2 separate regions of the Mus musculus genome follow, and region 2 is linked to region 1. The links are chromatin loops, found by intact Hi-C in ENCODE. Cell type or tissue: left cerebral cortex. All regions are shown on one strand. Links, peaks and the distances in the headings refer to the core of each region. The heading gives the core; the rest is flanking DNA.

The links. A loop is a pair of places that touch in the nucleus more often than their neighbours do. Peaks named below come from ENCODE experiments on the same cell type or tissue, not always from the same donor. Only the 100,000 strongest peaks of a DNase experiment are listed, where the experiment ranks them.
Region 2: it touches region 1 in a loop (2.2-fold over the local background); 2 of 42 quality-filtered maps call a loop at or near these places.

What each region holds. Positions count from the first base shown.
Region 1 is chr1:152,287,944-152,294,681 of GRCm38, reverse strand. Gm36920 (a long non-coding RNA gene) reads left to right here and starts at 4,690. Exons shown (of 8, transcript XR_001779484.1): 1 at 4,690-4,781; 2 at 6,102-6,738. In left cerebral cortex, for the core only: a CTCF peak has its summit at 3,707 (motif pointing right); DNase peaks (open chromatin) are centred at 3,720 and 4,111.
Region 2 is chr1:152,218,777-152,225,514 of GRCm38, reverse strand. Gm36920 (a long non-coding RNA gene) reads left to right here. Exons shown (of 8, transcript XR_001779484.1): 7 at 856-1,004. Among named protein-coding and RNA genes, the nearest start is that of Gm36920, 68 kb to the left of the region's middle. In left cerebral cortex, for the core only: a CTCF peak has its summit at 4,104; DNase peaks (open chromatin) are centred at 4,175 and 4,391.

The DNA of each region.
Region 1 (6,738 bases), core at 2,156-4,655:
ACTTGTATAGCTAGCTACCATGTATGCTGACGTGTGCATTAAAGAACAACCGATAAGCAACATTAGCTGAGTGCCAAACTCAACTGCCTCTCGACTTCCCAGGAATTCTAAAATATACCAATATAATTGTTATTACGGTTTACATTCTAAAAATAAGAAGTCTGGGACCGGAGAGTTTAGCAGCGTTGCCCAAGAACAGTCATATCTGAGTCAGAATTTGGAATCAATTTGAAGCTCGCAGCTCTACTAGCTGCTATATTCCCTGAGCATAGAGGGGTGCAGTGCATGGTAGGTACTTAATACAGAGGGTTTTCTTTTTTAACAGTTATAAGAATGGAGAGCTGTTTACATTGCACCAGCCTGGGTGCTCTCAGAGCCTAATTTCCCCTATGGTCCAGAAGAGCAAACAAGTAAGGTTAATATATACCTCAGAACCACTCACATGTCTAACATATAGTAGATACAGGAAGCATATTAGTTTGAACCGACTTGACTTCCTCCCATGACCCATTCTGGGAACATTGTCCAAGGCTATGTTTGGATGAGAAAAGATTCATCAGGAAGAAGAGTGTGGTTTGAATGACAGGAGCCACTGACTGACCAGAGCAACTGAATGGAGAACGTTGGCTACGCTCTTCTGAGACCCACTGCAAGCCCAGATGGCTGGAGCATGCTTGCATGGGATCAGAGAGCAGCAATTTATGGAATTACTTTTCAAGTTCAGAGCCATTGAAGAAAATTGTATAAATGATAAGGTGAGAAAGACCATGGTCTCTGGGGGCAAGGGTTGGGGAAGCCACCCAGGACATCCAGAAATGGCAGCATGGAGAACAGGGTTTGGGTGGAAATGATAGGATCTACAGCTAGCCCTTACAGGAGAGCCTTGCTGAGTGGCTTGTAAAATGGCCTTTGAATTCCTCGAGGGAAAGAGCCTCCCGATAGATGGAGGAGGTGAGAAGTTCCTTGGGGTCTGCTGGGATTGAGCTGCCTGCTTCCCTCTACCAAGACAGGTCCTCAGGTCAGGCTAAGGACTCCCGGGCTCAACGGTTCATTTGTTTTCCCTCCTCTTGCCTTTGGGTTTTGCTATTCCCAAATGATGTAGGGTTTTGTTTTCCAGAGGTTCAACTATCTTCCCTTCCATGGTATTTACAGGCTCCTGTCCTGCCAGGAAAGGGTCCTCCTGTTTCTGGTGTTCAGGGGCACCGAGCAGGGTCAGCACCCAAGGGCTGGTCTTGTGTTCTACACCCACTTAGTTGGGTGAGATGTCGTGGGGTACACTTGTGACTCCATCCTCAATGTCCAAGAAGCTGCAAGTGTTTCAGTAACGATGCTTTTTTCAAAGCTGTGACATCTTTCCAAATATTGTCTGAGGTGAGAAGCAAGGGAGGAATGCACATGATCTTGTGCATGCTCCATCTATGCCAGACTGTACTAAGTTCCTAAAGTACATCAGCTCCCAGCAATCCAGTGAGCTTGCTATTGACCAAGGTTCAACTGTGGTTTACCTGGATGGTATGGAAGTGAAGGGTCAGGGTTCAACTCAAGTTCCCAGGTCCTAGTGGCCACATGAACCTCCCTGAACCCAACATGGGGTCTTTGTCTTCTCCCTTCCCACTCTTACTTTCTCTTCTCTTCTCTCCCAACCAATGATTCGTGAAGAGGAAAAAGAACTGAGACTGGTAAAGTTTTGTTCATCCTGCCTCAGATATCTTCCCTTAAAGCAGTGGTATTTTCCAGGGTACTTTCAACCCCATATAAGAATTCCATATTTAATAAATCAATTTTGTTAATTCATGCATGACTATAGTTTTGTACCATGATTTTGAGTATTTCTCACTCACAAAAACAGAAATAATAAGAAATTGACAAAACCATCGTGACTTGACTTTTAAATCAGAAAGAGCAAGCCTGAACTGAGCTGTTCTGTATAGCCAGCCTGTAACATGCTCATAAGAAACACGGAACCTTATTTTTTCCTTTCCTTTTTTTTTTTTCTTTTTGAGGTGTTTTTGTTTGGGGGTAGGGTGGGTGAACAATGATGTTCTCTTTCTTCTCCTCTGTTCTGGGCACAGAGAGAACTCTCCCTTGTGACAGGTACAGTTCTAGAACCTTCCAACCTTCCTCTAAACAGACCCACGATCACGTGGTCTCACGTGACTCTTAGCTTGACTTCCCATGTGCAGAATCGAGATGTTCCTCAGTCCTGTGGTGATGGCTGACAACTCCATCACCACTATCTCTATAGCTCCCCTCCCCAACATCCCAAGTCAAGAAGAATGAAACAGGATGCTCTGTCTTGGGAACCAAAAAGAAAGTTCTCGAACCTCCCAAATAGCAGCCCTGGGCTGCCCCCCCCCTCCAGTGGCAGTAGTCCCCAAACCACAGAGATATTTCCGTATGCGGAAAGTCTCGTTGAAACCTTTCCATTTCCCTTAGCTCTGGAACTCCTTTCTGAGTTCCTTTTCTTCCCCACTGAACTATAATAATAAAAAGAAAGCCTCACACTGAGTTTCCTTCCTGCTTTCATCACGGGGCTAAAGCAAAGTGCAGACATTTGTACCCAGCACCAGAGTTACAGGTGTGAAGGAAATGGGAGGGGGTGGATAACTTCACTCCTGCAAGGTGCCACCTGAGAACAAGCTGGGGCAGGGGGGAACAAAAACAAAACAGAAAAATAGGCGCCGGAACCTGGCAAATGTGCCTGCCTCAAGGAGCAGATGACTGGGGGATGCTGGTCTTTGATGAGTCTGCCTGGTGCTGCTCTGGCCTCAGCAGCAGCTGGGCCACCTGGGAGCTATCTGGGGTTTCCTTGAAGCCATGGTGTGTAGTGTTGTGTGCACACTGAGAATTGCTGACCTCAGGGACACTTTGTTAGTCATTATGGGTGGTTCAGTGACTAGGTAAGAAGAAAGACTACACACGGACCAAAAAATAATCACAGTCAACATTGTTCCATGGTTCTTCAATTTGGCTCCATTTTTTTTTTTGAAAGAAGTTCTCTGTTTCTGTACATGGAAAATGTATCTTCTATTGGCAGGCATGATCCCATAATATTCCAGCCGCCTTTTCTAAATAGATCTATTGCTCTGATATAGTGTTTATATTGAGGAAAGGAGCCCTTTCGTCCTGTGGCTATTTGGCCAATCACGGAAGCAAGTCACGAAGATGATTAGGAGTGTTTGTGACGATTAGGAAGGGACAGCAACTCTGCTGACCTCTAACCGTAATTGTATATCCTTCTCATCACAGTGAGGGGCGTTAGGGAGAGAGATCTGGGTATCGTCATCTTTGGACCCTTCCCATTCTCTCAAGCTCTCAGGCCCCTCCTTTAACAAATTGTGAAGCCAGATGGTTTAATGGCTAATGTGCGTCTGCACAGATCCCCAAAGGAACCCCAGTCCCTCAGAAATCTGCTTCCAAAGCGTGTTTACAGCTACCAACCCTTATATTGCCCGTGCTTTCCTCCGACTTCCTAGCCTGCATATTCTTGTGCTGGCTCCGCCCCTACCCTTCTGATTCAGAGGATTGTCACCTCAGTCCGGCCTCCTGGGCTCTTCATGTGTTCTCTCCTCTGTGGATTCGTGAATCCTGGACCATAAATGATCCATTTCTTCCTGACCCGATCTTTCCATTTCCTCTGGCCTTTCCCAGTTCCTCTTCACCATTTCCGAAGATTCTTTTCTCAGCTTTCTTGCTGTCCTCCAGGGGGCGCCATTCACTGCATTCCCCTATCATCCATGGTCACCAGTGGCCTCCAGCTCCTCCCCGCAAGGCATCTCTTAGCCTCTGCTCTTTCTGCACTAATTCAGAGGACAGGACTCTTGCTTCTACTCTGCCTGCACTCTCGGCAGGGTTGATGAGACCCAGGGACCATTTTTTTGTTTTGTTTTGTTTTTTCTGGAACACTTGCATCTTGTGCCTTGACTCCTCAGCCTCTAGACAGCTCCCCCGCCCCCACCTCAGGTTCTTGGTATGCCTTTCTTTACCTAACCCCTTCACAGCCATCACTTTATTTATAACTTATCCAGAGTTGACTTTCCCGTACAGGCAATATACAAATGCCCACGTTCTCACCAACAGATATCTAACGCTTTTAGCACCACCCTGCAGCTCATTGCTTAAATGAGTAATTACATTAGGGCCTTAGAACGGTTATCAGTTGGCGTTCCTGATCTAAGAATATTGGTTGTCGGAGCTATTTGCTCACGTGTGGGCGGTTTGAGGAGGCAAACTAGGACTGGTGAAGCTCCCAGGCCTTGGGATAATTGTCCCTGCTTCTGAAGGGACAGCAGGATGGAATGGTTGCGGGGATAGCTGGGGGCCAGCTGCCATTACCCACGAGGAACTGCGGGACCGGAGATGCAGTGTTTACAAAGGAGGGCAGCGATAATCCAAACGGCCACCTGGCAAGGCATGCAAATGAAATGAAATGAAAAAATCTCTAATAATATTAATTTACTGCCATCTGCCTAGAGCATAGTCGCAGGGCAGGGGAGACGGGGCTTCAGAGCTCGGAGACAGCTTTCCTTTCCAGTGTCTGTCTGTGTCTGTCTGGCAGTTGTAGGCGGATGGATACCAGGGTCAGGGCAATGGGGCTGACTTTGGTGCTAAATCACAAAGTGGGACAAGGTGATGAGGTTTGTACCGGATTTGTTTACAGGTTTGGCCAAACGCTGTTTTGTCTCCTTGTAAGAAGTATGGGAAATGAAACTGGTCTGAAGCAAGCATTCCCTCATGCCTGAAATGTTATTAACATTGCCGCGGAACACTTTTGTTGAAAGGTACAAATGTGTATCTTTGAGCCATTGATCTATCTCCAAGGTGAGGGGCATGTTCCCAAGGTACCAAATGTCATACGACTTTAGAGGGAGGGGCAGTTTGGTCACTACAGCTCAGACCTCTTTCCTCCTCGAGAATAAAACTGCTTTTCATTCACTACAGGTTAAATAACATAGGGCTGATAACAGATATTATATCAACCAGCCAAGTCTTTCAGGCAGGAGACACGCTGTTTCCCTCTGTGTCTAGGTGAAATGTGTTACCAAGTTTTCTTCTGGCTGGCCAGCAACCTGCGAGTGTCAACTGATGTCAGGGCACACCAACAGCATGGATCAGAGAAGGGGGAGATTAGATTGAAGGCTACTCTGCCATTTACTAACAGGGTGGTCTGGAACATGTTAGTAACCTCCCCAAGCCAGTGTTTACATTCATAAACAGTGACAATCGCAGGTCCACCAGGTCCAGGGGATACCTTTGAGGAGGTCAAATGGGTTTGAATGACCTCCGGAGTCAGAAAGAGTCGAGGTCAAAATCTCATTTTACTGAGATTTTACTGATCATGTGAGAGAGTGGCCTCCAAGCCCCTGGGTCTATAGAACAAGGAAAGCAATTGGTGGCGAGGTTTTTAGATTTTAAAAAGGTTACCTGAGGTAAAGCTCTTAGTAGGATGGCAGTGGAAAAAAATTTATGTGTGGGTCCAAAAAGCCGTGAGACTGGGGGAGCCAGTCCAGAGCAAGAATGAGGTCAAGACATGCCCAACCCCCCCCCCCCCCAAATCTTGTCCTGAGACCGGCAGGAGTAGGACTGTCTTCCTCCTCACTCTGGGCCTGCATGTCCCAGCGTGCACATGAGCCTATGACCCCCACCTCTGCCACCTTTGAGGTAGACACATAGCCTGGCGGTCACATAACAGGGTTAAGTTCCTCTCTCCCTGTAAGGAGGCCAGCAATCACCTGGCATTCCTCCCCATGCAAATGAAGCATTCATAGCACCTCAGCCCCAGCCAATGATGCACACATACCCCCAAAATTCCTACCCACTCCCCAAGGTTTATATAGCTCTTGTTACCCCCAATTGAGAGAGAGCAGTTTCACTGAAAACTGTCTCCTGGAGAGGCTATATATCCCACACTCATGCCTGCCTAGATCCTGCTAACCCACCCACCTGGCTAAGCATCATTCCTTCCAGTCCATCCAGGTGCCCTGAGGGCAGAAGCAGACTCAGGCCAGCACTCAGGATTTTGTTAGGACTGGGTATCCCTTGATAGGTAGTACTCTCAAGTTCTCTCTCTCTCTCTCCTTCTCCCCCCACCCCCTGCCCAGACCCTGCACAGTGTCCTTGAATGTGAGTGGAATCTGGGAATACGGTACACTATCATTCTTGTGATGCTGCTATATTCTACAGAAAATGGAAGCTTATTCCAATGGAACGCTGCCCCAGGGAAGCTCATCAGAGCAGTGCATTTGGTTCTATTGGCTCAGAAAGCAGAATCAGAGAGCAGCCTTCCAGTGGCCTGCCGAGAGACATGAACATTGCACAGACCTCTGGGAACATAACTGAAGGAGCCGTGGTGGCCTTGGGAGCTGAGTGTGACATCAGGCTGGCAGCTAGCAAGAACAACGTAGGGTACCTGCTCTACCATAGGAGCTGAATCCTGCCAACCGGCCAACGACTCTTGGCAACATAGCGGCGGCCTTTATTACAGCTTGGGAGACTCTAAGCAGAGGGACCCAGTTTATTTGGCCACATACTTCTGCTCTTCTGAAAGCCTGTGGCAATAAGTTAGCCTTGTTTTAGCTTCCTGTTTATGCTAATTGGTTCCCAGCGGCAGAATACTAATCTCCTCCCCAGACTTCCTCAGCACCTTTCTTCTGCCCTCTGATACACCCATCTCTTCTCTTAATTGCTGCTGGCTGCTGCAAAGCCCGACTGCATAAATCATTATAGTGCAGGATTTGG
Region 2 (6,738 bases), core at 2,758-5,257, 70 kb after region 1:
CCTAAAGCCCACCCTTTGGGGGATACTGAAGAGACTGACTAATACAAGGGACCGGGTCTGTTTGGTGTGTCATTAGTGCATGTAGCACCAGATGAAGTGAATGTGACTCCTGCACATGCAGGGTGAGCGACAGGATGGGAGGTGGTCGTGGGGAAGAACTGCATGCTAGGTAAGTGATTTGGAAGTAGAGAGAGCCTTCTAGGCCACAAGTTTTGCTTGGCTATTTAAGCTATGAACATTCATCCCACTTTCTAAATTTAAAGTGAATGGTAACAAGTAATGCGATGAACTTATTAAAATAGAAATAGATGTTTGAAATATTTGTAGACGTAGTCGGGGCATGTGTATCAGTGACAAAACAATGACACCACTGGTGAGTGATGATGGAGTAGATGGGTTTTCTGTGAGTGACAGCTCACACATGTGAGCATCATGTGTTTGGGATGCAGATGGAGTGACTCAGCTTTTGACTGGCATGAAACTCTGGGTTCAGTGCCCAGTACTGCAAAATTAAAAAGAAGGAAAGGAGGAAGGGAAAGAAAGCTAGAGCGCACATACAAGAAAGCAAGAAAATAAAAAAAGAAAGAAAGCAAGAAAATACATATCTATTCTAATATCACAGCCTAGGACAATATTCCTTGTGGTTTGAATGAGAGTGATGCACCCCCCTCCCCACCAAACACACACACATACACATTGGCCCATATGTTAGAATACTTGGCTCCAGTGGTGGAACTCTTTGGGAAGGATTAGGAAATATGTCCTTGATGGAAGAAGTGTGTCGCTAGGGGTGGGCTTTGGGTTTTCTAAAGATTCCCATTTCTGGTGTATTTTCTCTCTGCCTCCTGCTTATAGATCAAGATGGTAACAGAACACTCAACTGTTCCTGACACCATGTCTCTGCTTGGCTATCACAGACTCCAGCCCTCAGAAACCATAAACTCAATTAAACACTTCCTTTAGCAAGTTGCCTTGGAAACGATGTGTTGTCCAGCAGTAGAAAGGTAACTAAGACACACTGACTTTGACTGGATATTAACTTTGGGTTTAAGCTTCTAGAGAATCAAAAGGATGAAATACAGTACAGGGCTACTCTAAACCTTAATTGTTGTAGTATTTTTGCTGGAACTAAATTCGGAAAGAAATTTGAGCAGTGGCTGTTACCCAAGGTGCTAACCATTACTACCCCTGCGGTTTTGTTCATGTCTGACCTTACGTTTTTTCTGGGCGAGTTCCAGTCTGCCCATCAGGTCTTAAACAACCCTTGTTCTCAGACCTAATGGAAATGTGGCTCTCATTTCACACTGGCTGGCAGTTTTCTCTTGATCACATTTTAAGGTTGTGTCATCAGAATCTTAGGATAAGTGGGTATGGACAATAATTCATGCAGAATCTGCCTGCATTTTTTTTCTGGAAAAGTAATACTGAATATATTGCCCATTGTTCATCCAAAAAGTGATGACTGGGGACCTGCTGTGCAAAGGAAGCTGTTTAAGGAGGAAATGACATGGCCAGGAGCCAGACAGATAGAGTTCTGGTTTTCACATGGCTTTTCTTTGTGAAAGAACAGACAACATATAAATTAAGTGGATTGTATGGTGTCAAGTGCTGGTCAGTTCTGGGAAGGAAATCAAGCAGGGCAAAGAGATGTGTCAGATGACTTGTCCCAGAGGCCTCCTGTGCATGGCTCAGTTTTCACCTTCCATCTTTTTATCTGGCTATGTCACCTTTTCCTTAGCAACAGAACATGGAATAAACATGACAGAACCAAATACCTTTCACCAAGTTGACCATTAAAGATGTCAGGAAGACATCCTGCCACGATTTGAAGCAGGGGTTCTTGCCAGATTGCTCGGAACTAAAATAGCCGTCTGTACCGGCTAGATCTTTTCAATGGTAAACCTAATTTTAACCTGAGCTTCTAAATTCGAGCTCTCTCTAGATTCTATTACAGGATGCAAGAGTGGCTACTAGAGTACCTCCCATCTATACAGCCCTGGTACAGGCCACAACTCCATCACTTATGTGAACTCAGTGAAAGACAATCTGGGTAATTGTGTTTGAGACTGAATTGTGATCTCCTGAGACCCCAGTCCCAGTTCATGTAATAGAAACCATCTTGTAGATGAGGCTTTTGGGAGGTGACCAGGCTTGAATGAGGTCATGGGGATGAGGTCATGGGGATGAGGTCATGAGGATGAGGTCATGGGGATGAGGTCATGGGGATGAAGTCCTCGAGTTGAGATACCAGAAAGTTTGCTCTGACTTTTCTTTCTGACCCTTGAAGACACAGCAAGAAAGCAGCCACCTAGAAGTCACAAGTGCATTCCTCAACAGAACTCTACATGGAGTAGAACTCAACATAGAAAAAGGCATACCATAAGTGCAACAACTAGCTAGTTGGACCCTGGAGCCAGACTGCCTATGTCTACATACTAGCTTCAAAAATTTCCTAGTTGGATAATGTCAGGCAGGTTACTTACCCTCTCTGAGATGGTTCTCTTCTTCCTCATCATTTATGTATGTATGTATGTATGTATGTATGTATGTATGTATGTATGTATGTATGTTGAGATGGGGGTTCTGTGTAGCCTAAGCTAACCTTAACCTCACTATGTATCTGAGAATGACCTTGAATTTTACCTAAGTGCTAGGATCACAGCCATGTACTATGTTTAGCTCTGAGATTGACCATCTTATCTATAAAATGAGGGTAATAGTAGTAAATCCCTTCCTGGGCTTTGAGAAGATTTAATTAGTTAATACATAAGTAATTCTAAGAACATTTCTAGTACATAACATTCAGTGAATACACATTATTATTTTTACAACTCCAGTTTATAGCAAGGGTATTAAGAATTTGAGATGTTAAGTTACTCGTTGAGAGGCATCCAGAGAATGGGTGACAGACTCAGAGTCTGGATCCAATCTTAGTTCAACTGGGCTCTTCCTGCTAGCACCGCCTCTGTCACCATCAGTGGTAACTATAATGATGGTACTTCAAAGATCTAGATGCCAGTAGACACAGGAAAAACGATAGAAGCATCTGTGAAGATCTTGGGTTACTCCCAGTCCCCATGTGTCAATCAGGTACTGTGACAGCAGAACAAACACAGCTAAGGGGTTTCCTGCTACCCATCATGCAATCCACACCTTTGCTTGTCTGAATCCTATCTGAAGAACTGTGAGGGAGTCATAGACACAGATGAGAGGTTCCTAGTCTCAGCGTGCAGGAGGAAAGAGTAGAAAATGCAGAAATGATCACCCAATAAAGAGTAGGAACAGCTGCTTGGGTCAGGACCCAGTCACGAGACCTGAAACAAGAGGAATTGTTAGTTGGTCCAGAGTAGTACTAGACACAAAGATTTTGGTCAAGATGCTGTAAAAGTGAACAACAGAAGTTCTCTAAAGAAAACATCACAAAGTCAAGACCTAGAGAGTGGCCTAGTGAGATAGCTCAGCCAATAAGGCACTTGCCACCAAGCACAAACCTAAGTTCAAGCCCTTGGATCCACACAGGGGGGTTGGGGGGAGGACTGACTACCACAAGTTGTTCCCCTCCATCTCCACAGTTATTTGGTACTCGTGTACCACTCTCATACATGAATGAATGAATGAATGAATGAATGAAATTAGATGCTTTTAAAAAGCTAGAGAGTGAGGGTATCTGAATGATACTCCCTGCCAAGGCACTGAAATTCAGCGAAAGTTCTGTAGCAAGTTCTTCATTAAAGATTTTGTTTTTAATTCATTTTTTTCTTTTCAATACATTTTTATTTTTGTGAGTGTGTATGTGTTTGTGTGTGTACATGTGTGTGCGCCTTCTTGTGGAGGGCAGAGGTTAACCATAGAGCTTGTGTCCCAGAAGCCATCCACCTTGATTTCATTTTGCCGCTGTTTGGTTGTGTTGTTGTTGATGTTTTATTTTGCTTTGGAGATGAGGTCGCACAATTGCGAACGGAGGCTTCCCAGAAGCTCCAGGGGCTCATTTGTCTTTGCTTTTCCAGGGCCAGGGTCACAGATGCGTGCAGCCACACCTAGCTTCTTACATGGGTGCTGAATATTGAACTCAGGCCCTCATCCTTGCCTGGCAGGCATTTTACTACCTGAGTCATCTCTCCAGCCCCCTCTGGTGTTTTTATGGGGAAAAAAAATCTAAACTTGACACCATCACACTATAGAATCCACCGTTAGCTCAGCAAGTGAATCATGCCGAACTCAGTCAGGGGATGTTAAAGTACAGCTATTTTAATGCAGTGATTTTAATATAAAGAACTGTTAACTTGATACAGTTTTTAGCTTAGTGATTGAAAGTGTAAAAGTCGATGTCATATAGACAAAACCTGTAGGAGATAGCTGCCTCGTGTTGGTGTTTCTCTGGGGAGCGGGGGGAAATAAAGAGGCTGCTTTCTGCCAGAATTGGAGAAACTGCAGACCGGATTCAGCTGCTGGGAAAAGGGGGTGGAGAGGTACCACTGGAAGGATGCCGGCAGGCGCAGGAGACACCAGGAGCAGGAGACGCGCCAGACACTAATTGTTTAGATGGTATTAGAACAGCAGACCCGAGCTCACTCCAGGCACAGTGTGGCACAAGGTGGTCCTTTCTTCCACCTCCAGTCTTGCAGCCCCTCACTAGGGCCACTTCTGCAGGTTAGCAATGGCAGTATAGATGCAAAACTGGGGTGAACATAGATGCCAGGAAGCAAATAGGAATATAGGGCACCACAAGACTGCTCAGGCTTGAGAGGAGAGATGGGCTAGAGATAGTCCTCACTAACAGCAGACAGAAAAGAGCTCACTGGTTCCTCTTGAGATGAGCCTCCAAAGATGATGTCTGTTGACCAGGTAGACATGCTCACTGAGGAGTACATCCCATGTAGGACGAGCAGTCTAGACCAAGACGTGGAAGTGGGAAGGAGTAGGGTGCATGTTGAGACTATGGAAATAATTTGACACAGTTAGACTATGAGATGCAAGAAACAGAAGATGTGAGAAGGCATAAGAACCCTGGGCTCAGCAAGGGCTAGATCATGAAGACTAACTAGTCTGTGACAATTGAACTGTTGAGCCCTATGTCCGAAGCCACAAAGAGCGGGTGGGTAGTGTGAACAAAGTTGTGTTTTTGAAGGCTTATTTCTGACCATTGTGGAGGATCACATGGGGAGGAGCAAAGGAGACCAGTTAAGAAGCTACGAGAAAGTCCCCATCGGGCAGTGGTAACCAATACTGGAAGAAATAGTGCCAGTGGGTGAGGACACAGACTGTGCAAATGCTAATGGGGTAGAAATGAGAGATATGCTCTAGTAATATTTTTATTATAAATTCCCATTGTGGGGTTGCTTCCCACCTTAGTGGTTTATGTTCCTGAATGTGAGACACACACACACACACACACACACACACACACACACACACACACACACAGCTTTTATATTCTAATTCGCCTTAAGCAGCACAATAGCAGGGGAACGGCCTAGCCTCCATGTTGCTAGAATCTGCCTCCCACAGATAATTCTGAATTACTACTTACTAATGTCTACGTTCCATCTTGGCTGCTCTGGACCCAATTAAGCAGCCCTCTGGGCCACTCTTTCTTGGCCCCAAGCCCAGGGATCTCTCCTTGCTTCCCTACCCCGTGGCGCTCTCTCTCTCTCTCTCTCTCTCTCTCTCTCTCTCTCTCTCTCTCTCTCTGTCCCTCCTCCTCCTCCTCCTCCTCCTCCTCCTCCTCCTCCTCCCTCCCTCCCTCCCTCCCTCCCTCCCTCCCTCCCTCCCTCCCTCTCCCTCCCTCCCTCCTTCTTCCAATCTCTCTATCTCCTCTCGACACATTCTCCCAAGGTAGGGCAGGTCCCTCTCTCTCCTTCCTCCTGGTCCCAAGCCCAGGAAACCTAAAACCCCACCTCTTTCTCTCCTCAGTTATTGGCTACTGGCATCTTTATGTATTAATCAGAATTAACTGGGGGGCAGGTTCCCAGAAGCTATGTGCAGACCCTCTAGTGCAAACTGTTCTTTGGGGACCCAATCAGCATTTGTAATACAAGCTGCTACAACATACAAGTCAGGTCAGGACAAAAGGGACTGTCTATGCCATGCCTGGAGTGGGCTCCTGGAGGTGCCATTCTCCAGGCATTGGCCTTTGGGTGAGGGAGAGATAAAAAGGGCTAAATGTGTGACAGGCTTTTCAGATCTTGCAAATCAGAGACAGAACATTACCTTAAAAGGCAGCTGAGTTGTCGCTGACCTCATCTTGCATGGGACCTTAGTCTTCAGATGACATCAGTCATTGCTTTTCTCAAGAGATGTGGTTCACTGTCATGATGGAAGTCATGCTGCAGGTCCAGGGAAGAGCTCTTGGATTTGTGACTCAGACAAGAGGCAGTCCTCCTTTCTCATTTCTGTTCTCTTCCTGTGGTTCACAGGGTAACGCTCAGGTACATGATGGGAAGGAATATGGCCAATGGATTGGGGGGTGGGGAACTGGCAGATGGATAGCTTTGTCCTGCACTCATGATACACTCCTTAACTAATTTCCTTCTCATCCGGAGTCCTGCCCTGAGGAGACACTCGGGAAACGCCCTTGGAAGTTGTGCTTGAAGTGAACTCAGATCTCAGAAGATGGTGTTGCTGCAGCTCACAAGTTCCTGAAGTCTGCTGATTACAGCCTGAACTTGCCTTTCTAATGAAATATTGTCTCTATTGAGAGAGCAAGCCACACACAGGTGTCACATAGAGCTTGCGTGA